Linked DNA regions of Mus musculus: region 1 is linked to region 2. Evidence: chromatin contacts called from ENCODE Hi-C or POLR2A ChIA-PET data. All regions are on one chromosome and are shown on one strand. The core of a region is the stretch at or near the end of the contact, and the rest is flanking DNA. Distances in the headings are between cores, read along the strand shown.

Region 1 (4,653 bases), core at 662-3,161, 42 kb before region 2:
AAAAGAAAGAAAGAATCCTTACAATATCTTTGCTGAATGAATCTGCCATCTGCCCAAATGGTCAGAGTTAAGTTTTCCATCTCTATTTAAATTATTCAATATGTAATCTGGGATCTGGACCTAAAAGAGATTTACAAGTGTCAAGTATGCACAATGCACAAGCCTACCTTGTCTATGAGTTAATAAGACCTTCTTCTGTTTGAGGCTGGCTCTTCCCTGGGCATTGGCCACATCCAGTTGCATGTAAAAGTATGTTCTTTACAGATCTCGAAGTGTGCAGAGTGATTTCTCACTGAGAAGGGATTACATTTCTATAACACCACTGCACTAGGGGGTTGGGGGGCATCTGGGGATTGCATTTATTTATTTATTTATTTATTTATTTATTTTGAGACAGGGCTTCTCTGTGTATCCTTGGCTCTCTGGAACTCACTCTGTAGACCAGGCTGGCCTTGAATTTAGAGATCTGCCTGCCTCTGCCTCCTGAGTGGGATTAAAGGTGTGTGCCACTATCGCCCAGCCTGGGGACTAAATTTATTACCTGCCAACTGAGCTACTGACTCTGAATTTTATTTTATTTTTTTGTCCCCACAGATCAAGCCTCCAAGTAAGAGAAATTTGCAAAGTAACAGGCTAATTAGAACAACATCTGGATTAAAAACCTAGGTCTTATGCCAGGTGCCAGCTCCCACACAGGAAGCGTGCTAAAACAGTGAATTTCCCAGGAACTGTATCAGGCTCGGGACAGCAAAAGCAGTAATTCATTGTAGCCAGCCTAGAACAGTGGGTTTATAGAGCCAGCTCCAGCCAGACACAAAGAGTGGTCAGAGAACAAAGAAGTCGGTCTAAATAAAGAGGGAGGATTCTGGGACTGGAACTCAATAGTTAATAGCCCCTACTTCTCTTACAGAGTACCAGAGTTTGGTTCCCAGCCCTCACACTGGGAGCTCACAACTTAGAGCTGCCTGTAATTCCAGTTCTAAGAGAGGATGAGACACCAGTGGCCTCCACAGGCACCTACACTCAGATATTCTTCCCCTATACGTATGTAATTCAAAATCTTTTTAAAACTAAGAGAACTTTTTTTTTCTAATTTAGGTCATATGTGTCTGCCACATGTAGAGTTACATGAGATTTTGAACCACCACTGTATGGGTGCTGGGAAGTCCTTGGAAAGAACGACAAGCCATCTTAACCTCTGAGCCATCTTTCTAGCTCTAAAAGGGACATTGGTATAGGCTAACAGGATTTGGTCTTTGCCATTACTACCCCATCAGCCCCCACTCCCACCCCCTTTTTTAAAGACAAGGTTCTGCTACGTGGTCCAGAAGACATTCTCCAATGATCCTCCAGCCTTGGCCACTTAAGTTAAGCGGTGGAGTGGCTATAGCCAGCATCTCAAGGATCCCAGAGATGACGTTTAAGTTCTGATCATCCCCCACCCCCTCCACTCCTCAGAGTTGCAGAAACTGCTTTCTTGTGCCACAGCGCCTGTTTCATGCAGTGATGGATGGAACCCAGGGCCTCATTCCATGCCCGGCTTGCTAGGGTTTTTTTTGTTTTTTTGTTTTTTTTCAAAAGGACGCCTGCAGGTAAGAACTAACGAACGGTGAATCTTCAAAGCCTCGGTGGCTTGCACTGAACGTGAGCCCTGAGCTCCTCGCCGCAGCACACTGGGCCTGCGCACTGGCAATGTCAGGCACGCAAGCGGAAGTGACGCCACTCGCGTACACCGCGGGAACCACGCCAAGCCGCAGCAGGGTCTCTGGACTCCGGGACGCTTCCGGAGCTTTTAGCTCTACGCGCTTGCGTCATCGCGTAGACTGGCAGGCCTGCGGGGCGGAGGGGTGACGTGTGCGTCGCGAATAGCAGAGAAGGGAGGGTCCAGGGAGACAAGTCGCCGTTAGCTCCGCCTCTTAAGGCGAACGTGCCCTTCACGCGGACTCAGGGAGCACATTGCAGTGCGGCTCCTTTAAACGTCGTGGTGACACGTGTGTGAGGCTCTGGAGGCCCGGATGGTGCGCATGCTGGCCCGGCCCGGATCGGACGCTGGTGCTGCGCGGGCCTTCCGCGGGTTCCCGAGAGGCCTAGGAGGTCGAGGTCGGGCGCGGCGGAGCGCAGGAGCTTCCGCGGGGCTTGGGACGAGGAGGGTGCGCGTTCTACCCGCGGGTTTTGGGGACTCCAGCGAAGGCTGACAGGTGCGTGCGTGGCCGGCGAGGGCACCGGGGAACGCAGAAAGAACATCGGACGCAAGGGACAGGGATCGCCGGGAAGGACAGGGCGTGAGAGGGGCGTAGGGCAACACTGGAGAAGGTTGGGGTGCGAGGGACTTGGAGGAACAAGGGATGCCAGGGACTCCGAGGAAGGGACAGGTGATGTGAGGGGTGCCTGTAAACCCTAGCGTAGCCAGGGAATTGCATCAGTCTTCATCCCAGGGAGCTTCTGGAACGTGAGGTCGCTGGGATCGCGGTTGTTCTCTCAGAGCGGGTTTTCCTTTGAAGGTTCCCGGAGCTGGAAATCTTAGGGTGGAGGTATAGCTGTAGTCCATTTTATAGACTAGGGCAGGGTCAGATCCTTAACACGGATCCACACCGAAATGTAATAGCAGGATAGCATTCTAACCAAAATGCCCATTGCTTATGGTGTGTGATTGTGTGTGCGCGCGCGAGCCTGCCTGCGTCTGTGGCGTGACCCTTGGTGATGGAGATGGTGGAATAGCATCCTAAGACAGGGAGGCACCTTGGATGCCTGAGGATGCCAAAGAGCATGTAGTTCAACTGTTCCCTGACTTGGAATGCTCTGCGGTGGGATGCCTTGGAGGCCCCAGCTCTGTCTTCGCCAGCATGTAAGTGACCCTGAGAATCTGACTTGAGTATTTCTTGGAAAACAGCTTAAAGAGCTGAAGGAAATGCTTTGTTTAAATGACATCTGTCAGAAGGGAGGAGCCAGGCTTGAGTTCCGAATTAGATATGTAAATTGGGCGTGCAGAGTATCCTAGTCCTTGAGAGACCTGGGTCGAGGAAGCATCCCGGTTGGCCTGAGAGTCACACGTGCTGCGTGTGCATGTTAGAGGGTTTGCTGGGAACTACACGAACATTTTTCTCGCTCCTACATCACATAGCCGTATCTTCCAGGTAGAATGATAGACACTTTTTTCCTGCTATAGCTTCAAAAATGATCTTGGCTGAGTAGCCTGCCTTGGTCCTAAGGCCCTTGTGGCAAATGCCTTTGGGTTAGTGTTCCCATTTGCTCATCCCTGAACCATGTTGGGCCAGGACAAAGTTCTCACCTCCCCGTAGGGAGGCATGTGTGGTTTTGAAAATGATGTTTGTGTGGTGGGGATTTTCAGAAGCCAGGCCACCTCCCATCTGCATTCTGTTGGGGGTGGGGGCGTTGGTTAGATGGAGTTCTGAGGCATTCTGCAAGGCAACCTGGGAATGAAGAGGTGAACCAAGATTGGTCAGGCAGTTGTCTTAAGCCCTTGATGGTGGCATTGTGCTGATTGTACCATCCTTTGCATCTGTGTGTGTTTGAATGGACGGAAAACACTTAACTTTTTGGGGCCAGCCGGGAGTGATGGGGCCAGCCGGGAGTGGTGGTGCACACCTTTAATCCCAGCACTCGGGAGGAAGAGGCAGGCGGACTTCTGAGTTCCAGGACAGCCAGGGCTACACAGAGAAACCCTGTCTCGAAAAACCAAAAAAGAAAAAGAAAAAGAAAAAAAAAAACCTTTATGGGGCCAAGTTGACGGTGGTGGGAATTGAAGAAAATGTTTATAGTTAGAAAATTAGGATTTCACATATTTAAAAAAAAAAAACAAACAAAAAACACCTTCCTGGTTAATGAAAGGGGGGAAAAAGTTTGAGGTTTTTACCTATTCTTCTCCACTTGTAACTTTGGACATGTTATTCAGATTGAAGTTGCCCTGTGTGTATGTATGTGTGTGTGTGTGTGTGTGTGTGTGTGTGTTTGTGTATAGTGTGAGGATTGTGATGTAGAACAGAGGGTGGTGTGTTCACGTCATAACTACAGTGATCTGTGAGCACTGTGTCCTCTGGACTCATTGTGAATTCAGCATGAAGAGGGATTTTTTTGTTTTTAAAGACAAAGTCTCACTACAGAGCCCAGGCTGGCCTTGAATGCTTGATCCTCCTGTCGCAGCTTCTTGAATGTTGGGATTAGAGGCAAGCATCTCTGTGCCTTGCTACCTTTAACCTTGATGATAACCTGGTTTTTTTCCTGGCACAAGGTCACAGTTCACACAAGAAAGCCACTAAAGAGACAGCGGGAGAAGCCACTCACAGGTGACAGTCTCGTTCTTCACCCTCCAGGTGCTGGCCTGTTCTGGACTCTACACTTGGCGGTGTTGGTGACCGAGCAGGCTGAAGTCCAGGGGAGCGCCTTCCCGGTCAGTTCCGTTCCTCCCTTGAGAACCTGGTTCCCTTACCTGCTGCAGAGAGAAGCAGCAGCCAGGCACGGGCACCCCAGGTAAGCCCGGAGGTATCCTTGTCTCTTTATTTTTTTCCAGGGACCAGACTCTGGCAATGACTGTTCTGTGAGTAAAAGTCTTGATAAGTCCCCATCACAGAAGGCTTTGCCATTCTTGGGTCAGGGGACTGGTGCTTAATTTCTTTGTTTTTGTTTATTTTGGGG
Region 2 (4,064 bases), core at 1,275-3,774:
CAAGACCTCACCACCATCACTGTCTAAACACGGCCCAATCAAGGGCAACACCAATAGACCTGCTAACACGGGAGCAGGAAGGCACAGATGGACTCAACCCTAGCCAAAGAAAGCCAAAAGTGGGAGGAGTCATCTTCCTGGCGAAGAGCACACTATCTGGTTATCCAATACCGAATGGTCAGCCGTGAAAACTTCATACAAGTAGCTTTATATAGACAGAGCAGGTTGTGTTCATATATCTAGGAACACACACAGACACTTAACAAAAAGATCACGGAGTTCAAGGAGAGCAATGGGGAAACACATGAGTGGGTTTGGAGGGAGGAAAGGGAGATAGAAAATGATGTAATAATATTCTTGTCTCAAAAGAAGGTTTTTAAAGAGTGACATTCCCAGAGTGGGCTCTGTGGCTCAGGATGTATACAGAAACAATGGAAACAATGGTCAAGTGAGATGGGTAAATTTTGTTTTATGAGACAGGGTCTCTATAGCCCTTGCTGTCCTGGAACTTACTATGTAGACCAGGCTGACCTCAAACTCACAGAGATCTTTCAGCCTCTGCCTCTGCCTCTGCCTCTGCCTCTGCCTCTGCCTCTGCCTCTGCCTCTGCCTCTGCCTCTGCCTCTGCCTCTGCCTCTGCCTCTTGTGTGCTGAACTTAAAGGTGTGTGCCACCCCCCCCCAACCTACCCCTATTCCCACCCCCAGCAAGATGCATAAATTCCTTAATATAATGTTTTTGGCTGCTTCTGCTTCTGCTTCTTCTTCTTCTTCTTCTTCTTCTTCTTCTTCTTCTTCTTCTTCTTCTTCTTCTTCTTCTCTTTCTCCTCCTCCTCCTCCTCCTTCTTCTCCTCCTCTTCCTCTTCCTCCTTCTCCTCTTTCTCCTCCTCCTCCTCCTTCTTCTCCTCCTCCTCTTCCTCCTTCTCCTCTTTCTCCTCCTCCTCCTCTTCCTCCTCCTCATCCATTTCCTCCTCCCCCCACACACAAAATGTTAACATCTTTAAAGAAAAAATAAGTCCCACTTTCTCCACCTCCCCTTTCATTTCTGTCAATTTTCCTCATATATCTTTCTCAGAAAATATGCATATACCCACTGCAGCATGTCTGCCACAGGACACAGGTATAAGGTGGCACACTGGGGAATTTAAATTTATTTAAGTTGTACAGAGATTTTGAGCAATTACAGACTAAGGCTGTTGGCCATGGGGGAGAAAGGATTGCTGCAGCCCATCCAGCGAAGAGAAGGACCCACAAGGAAAGACCTGACTCTCCTTCCTCCCCATGTGGTTGGCCTGGCCCCTTCATGCCCTGCAGAAGCCCAGAGATTCCCACAACCCTCTACAGGCAGTGATTTGCAGAGAGAGGGAGCTGTGGGGGTAGAAGGCTGGTTCTGGGGCTGCATGGGGGATTTCAAGTCTTTGTTTCAATCAGGAAGACCCGTCCCAAAACTTCCCAGTGTCTCTTTTGCTGTATTTGTAGGTTTTTGTTTTGTTTTGTTTTGTTTTGTTTTTGAGGTGGAGTTTCACTATATTGTCCTCCTGCCTCAGTTTCCTGGGACGCTAGACTAACAACAGGTATGCCACAGGCAAGCACCACTACCCCAGGCCTTTCTGGGGTAAGAAGGGTTTGTGCATGCTGTGGTGGAGGACATCCTGGACAGGGACCTACCACCCAGAGATGCCCCAGCCCATATAAGACCCTCTGAGTCTGGGAATTAGTTTTCTCCTTTCCCCTGGTCTCTGGGATGCAATCTAGGGTCTCTCACATTGCTAGGCAAGTGCTCTGTCATTGAGCTGCAATGCACTCCCTGCTGGTCACTTGGCTAGAGTTCACAGGACAGGGTGTTCCCTAAGGGCCTTTTCAGATCATTGGTTGGTGCTTCCACTGATTAATTCTGCAGAGACCTCCTACCGCATAAATGCTCTCACCTCCACAGAAGCAGCCCCTGGCCACAACTGCAAAGGGGGATCAACCGGTCCTCCCGAAGAAAGCAGCAGAGCCTGTAAATTGAGGCTACTAATTTGGAAGTTATGTCCTCCTGTGCAACTTGGCGCCGGTAGGAAGTATAAGTAACGAACACAGATGAGTTTAGGTAATTTCCTCCTCGACGTGTTGGTGTCCGAGGCGGATACAGCTAGGGCCACCTTACCCTTCGGGTTATACCCGTGACCTTGAGTATGTTTAACCAGCCGAGTGGCTGGACGCTGGCCCTGGCTAGTAAACCACGCCCGCGGCCTACGCACGCTTGTGAAACTTGAAACCCGAAACTGCCCTGCCCCGAGGAGAGGGGGCGGTACCTAAGGAGAGAGGGCGTGACTTGGGGGCGGAGTCATAGATAGGCAGAGCCTAGGTGCCGCGCTTGCGTAAACGCAAACTAAAGAGGTCCTCAAGGGGACGGGGCCTAGAGGGCGTTCACGCACGCGCGTTTTGGCTGTGGGCGGGACCTTGTGCCGGGGGCGGTGCCTCGGGCGGCGCGTGCGCAGGCGCGTGCTGGGCAGTGCGGGCGCGGTGCGGGGGGCGGGGCTCCGCGGCTCGGAGCTGGCCTGTGGCGAGCTGGTGTCTGGCAGGACGCGGGCTGCGGGAGGTCAGTGGCGGTCGCGGGCCGGAGCCGGTCGCCAGCACCATGGAGGACGATGACAGCTATGGTGAGTGGGGCCGGTCCGCTGCCCCTTCGTGAGCTTCCGCCTGCGCCGGTGTCCCTGGGACGGGACGCGGAGCGCCGGGTGGCGGCAGTGCGAGGGCCCGGGGGTGACTGCCCAGACGCTCGAGGGCCTGAGGGTCGCCGGGGCTGAGGGTCGCCTGGACCTTTGGGTCGCCGTGAACTGAGAGTCACCCGGGCCTGAGGGTCGCTGGGAACTGAGTGTCACTCGAGCCTGAGGGTTGCCGGGGCTGTGGGTCACCCAGGCCTGGAGGGTCACGGCAGGGGTCGCCCGAACCTGAGGGCGCCGACGGAGACGGGTGTAAAACCGGGAATTGCTTTCGGGCTCCAGGACCGAGGTTACTCGGGCCTGGGGGTCGCTGGGGCTGAGGTTTGCGAGTCTAGGGGCCCCGGAAGGGGAGTCGCCGGGGTTAGAGGGTCTCCGCGGCGGGGGTTAACCGGAGCGCTGAGGGTCATGAGGATGCTGAGGAGCCCCGGGGTGCCGAGGGGAGTCAGGGCCAGGTGACCGGGGTCGTAGTCTTTAAGACGAGTCGCCTGCTGCTTGTCACCGGGGTGGCAGACGCCGCGAGCGGCCGCGGGACTAACACGCCCGGCCGGCCTGTGTTCCCTAGTAGTTTCCGGCTCTCAGGGGTGTTAGAAGTTATGTGCCCCATCCAGCTCTTTGTTCTGAGATGAACACAAGTGGCCTGACCGGGGCCTCTGAGCCGGGGACGTCGGTCAGGTTCGTGCTACCGTCGCATTGTGAATTAGCTCCTGGTCCCCTGGTCTGTCAGTCAGGGCCTGACCACACCGGGCAAGGGGATCAAGTTTGAGCTGTTGCCTGAAGGTAGCCGGGTAATGACACCAGTCCACATCCTCCACCAGGGCAGAAGCGATTTAGACTCTCCTGGCTAACCTTGCTGCTTGTTGGCGAACAGCCAGGGCTCTGGTCCCTCCGAGGGTGTGCAGTCTCTGGAGTTGTAGAAGGTTATTTGAAATGCTTTACGTGGTTGTTAGCATTGTTTCCAGGAGGAATGGAAGAAGGAATGGCAGGTAGGGCGAGTGGTGACCTTTTACTGGTTTGGCAGGGAAGTATGGCTCAGGAACTTAACAAGCTTATACGGCTTAGTGGAGCCAAACTCCGGTGTGTTGCCTCACAGGTAACTTTGCCTCCTCACACTCTGGTGAGGAATATTAAAGTACCAAGAGGGAAGAGTGTTAGGGCTTTGCAGGGGAGCCCTTAGAGAACCCTGACCCGGTGAAGCCATGAGGATTATGGCTAACAACTCCCAGAGCTTCAGATGTGTGAACACTGACTGTTTCCTTGAATGTTAGAGGTCTGTGCCTTCCTGTTCAGTGGAAGAAGCCGGCTTTTGCTACCTTCCAGGTAAACATGGTGTGTGCCTTCCTTTGTGATAGAAAAGCAGT

The links. Hi-C counts contacts between places; a loop is a spot of excess contacts on that map. ChIA-PET counts read pairs that join two places held with the same protein, here RNA polymerase II (POLR2A).
Region 1: a loop to region 2 is called in a map of left cerebral cortex, with 3 times the contacts of the local background. The contact joins the promoter of Usp36 here to the promoter of Cyth1 in region 2. A Hi-C loop is called at or near these places in 3 of 37 maps with a recorded cell type or tissue (T-helper 1 cell, T-helper 2 cell and left cerebral cortex). POLR2A ChIA-PET finds 5 or more read pairs at or near these places in 3 of 5 experiments (Patski and embryonic stem cell).

What each region holds. Positions count from the first base shown.
Region 1 is chr11:118,287,502-118,292,154 of GRCm38, reverse strand. It overlaps Usp36 (ubiquitin specific peptidase 36), which reads left to right and starts at 1,911. Exons shown (of 21, transcript NM_001033528.1): 1 at 1,911-2,198; 2 at 4,389-4,488.
Region 2 is chr11:118,247,018-118,251,081 of GRCm38, reverse strand. It overlaps Cyth1 (cytohesin 1), which reads left to right and starts at 2,524. Exons shown (of 14, transcript NM_011180.4): 1 at 2,524-2,643. The coding sequence starts at 2,622.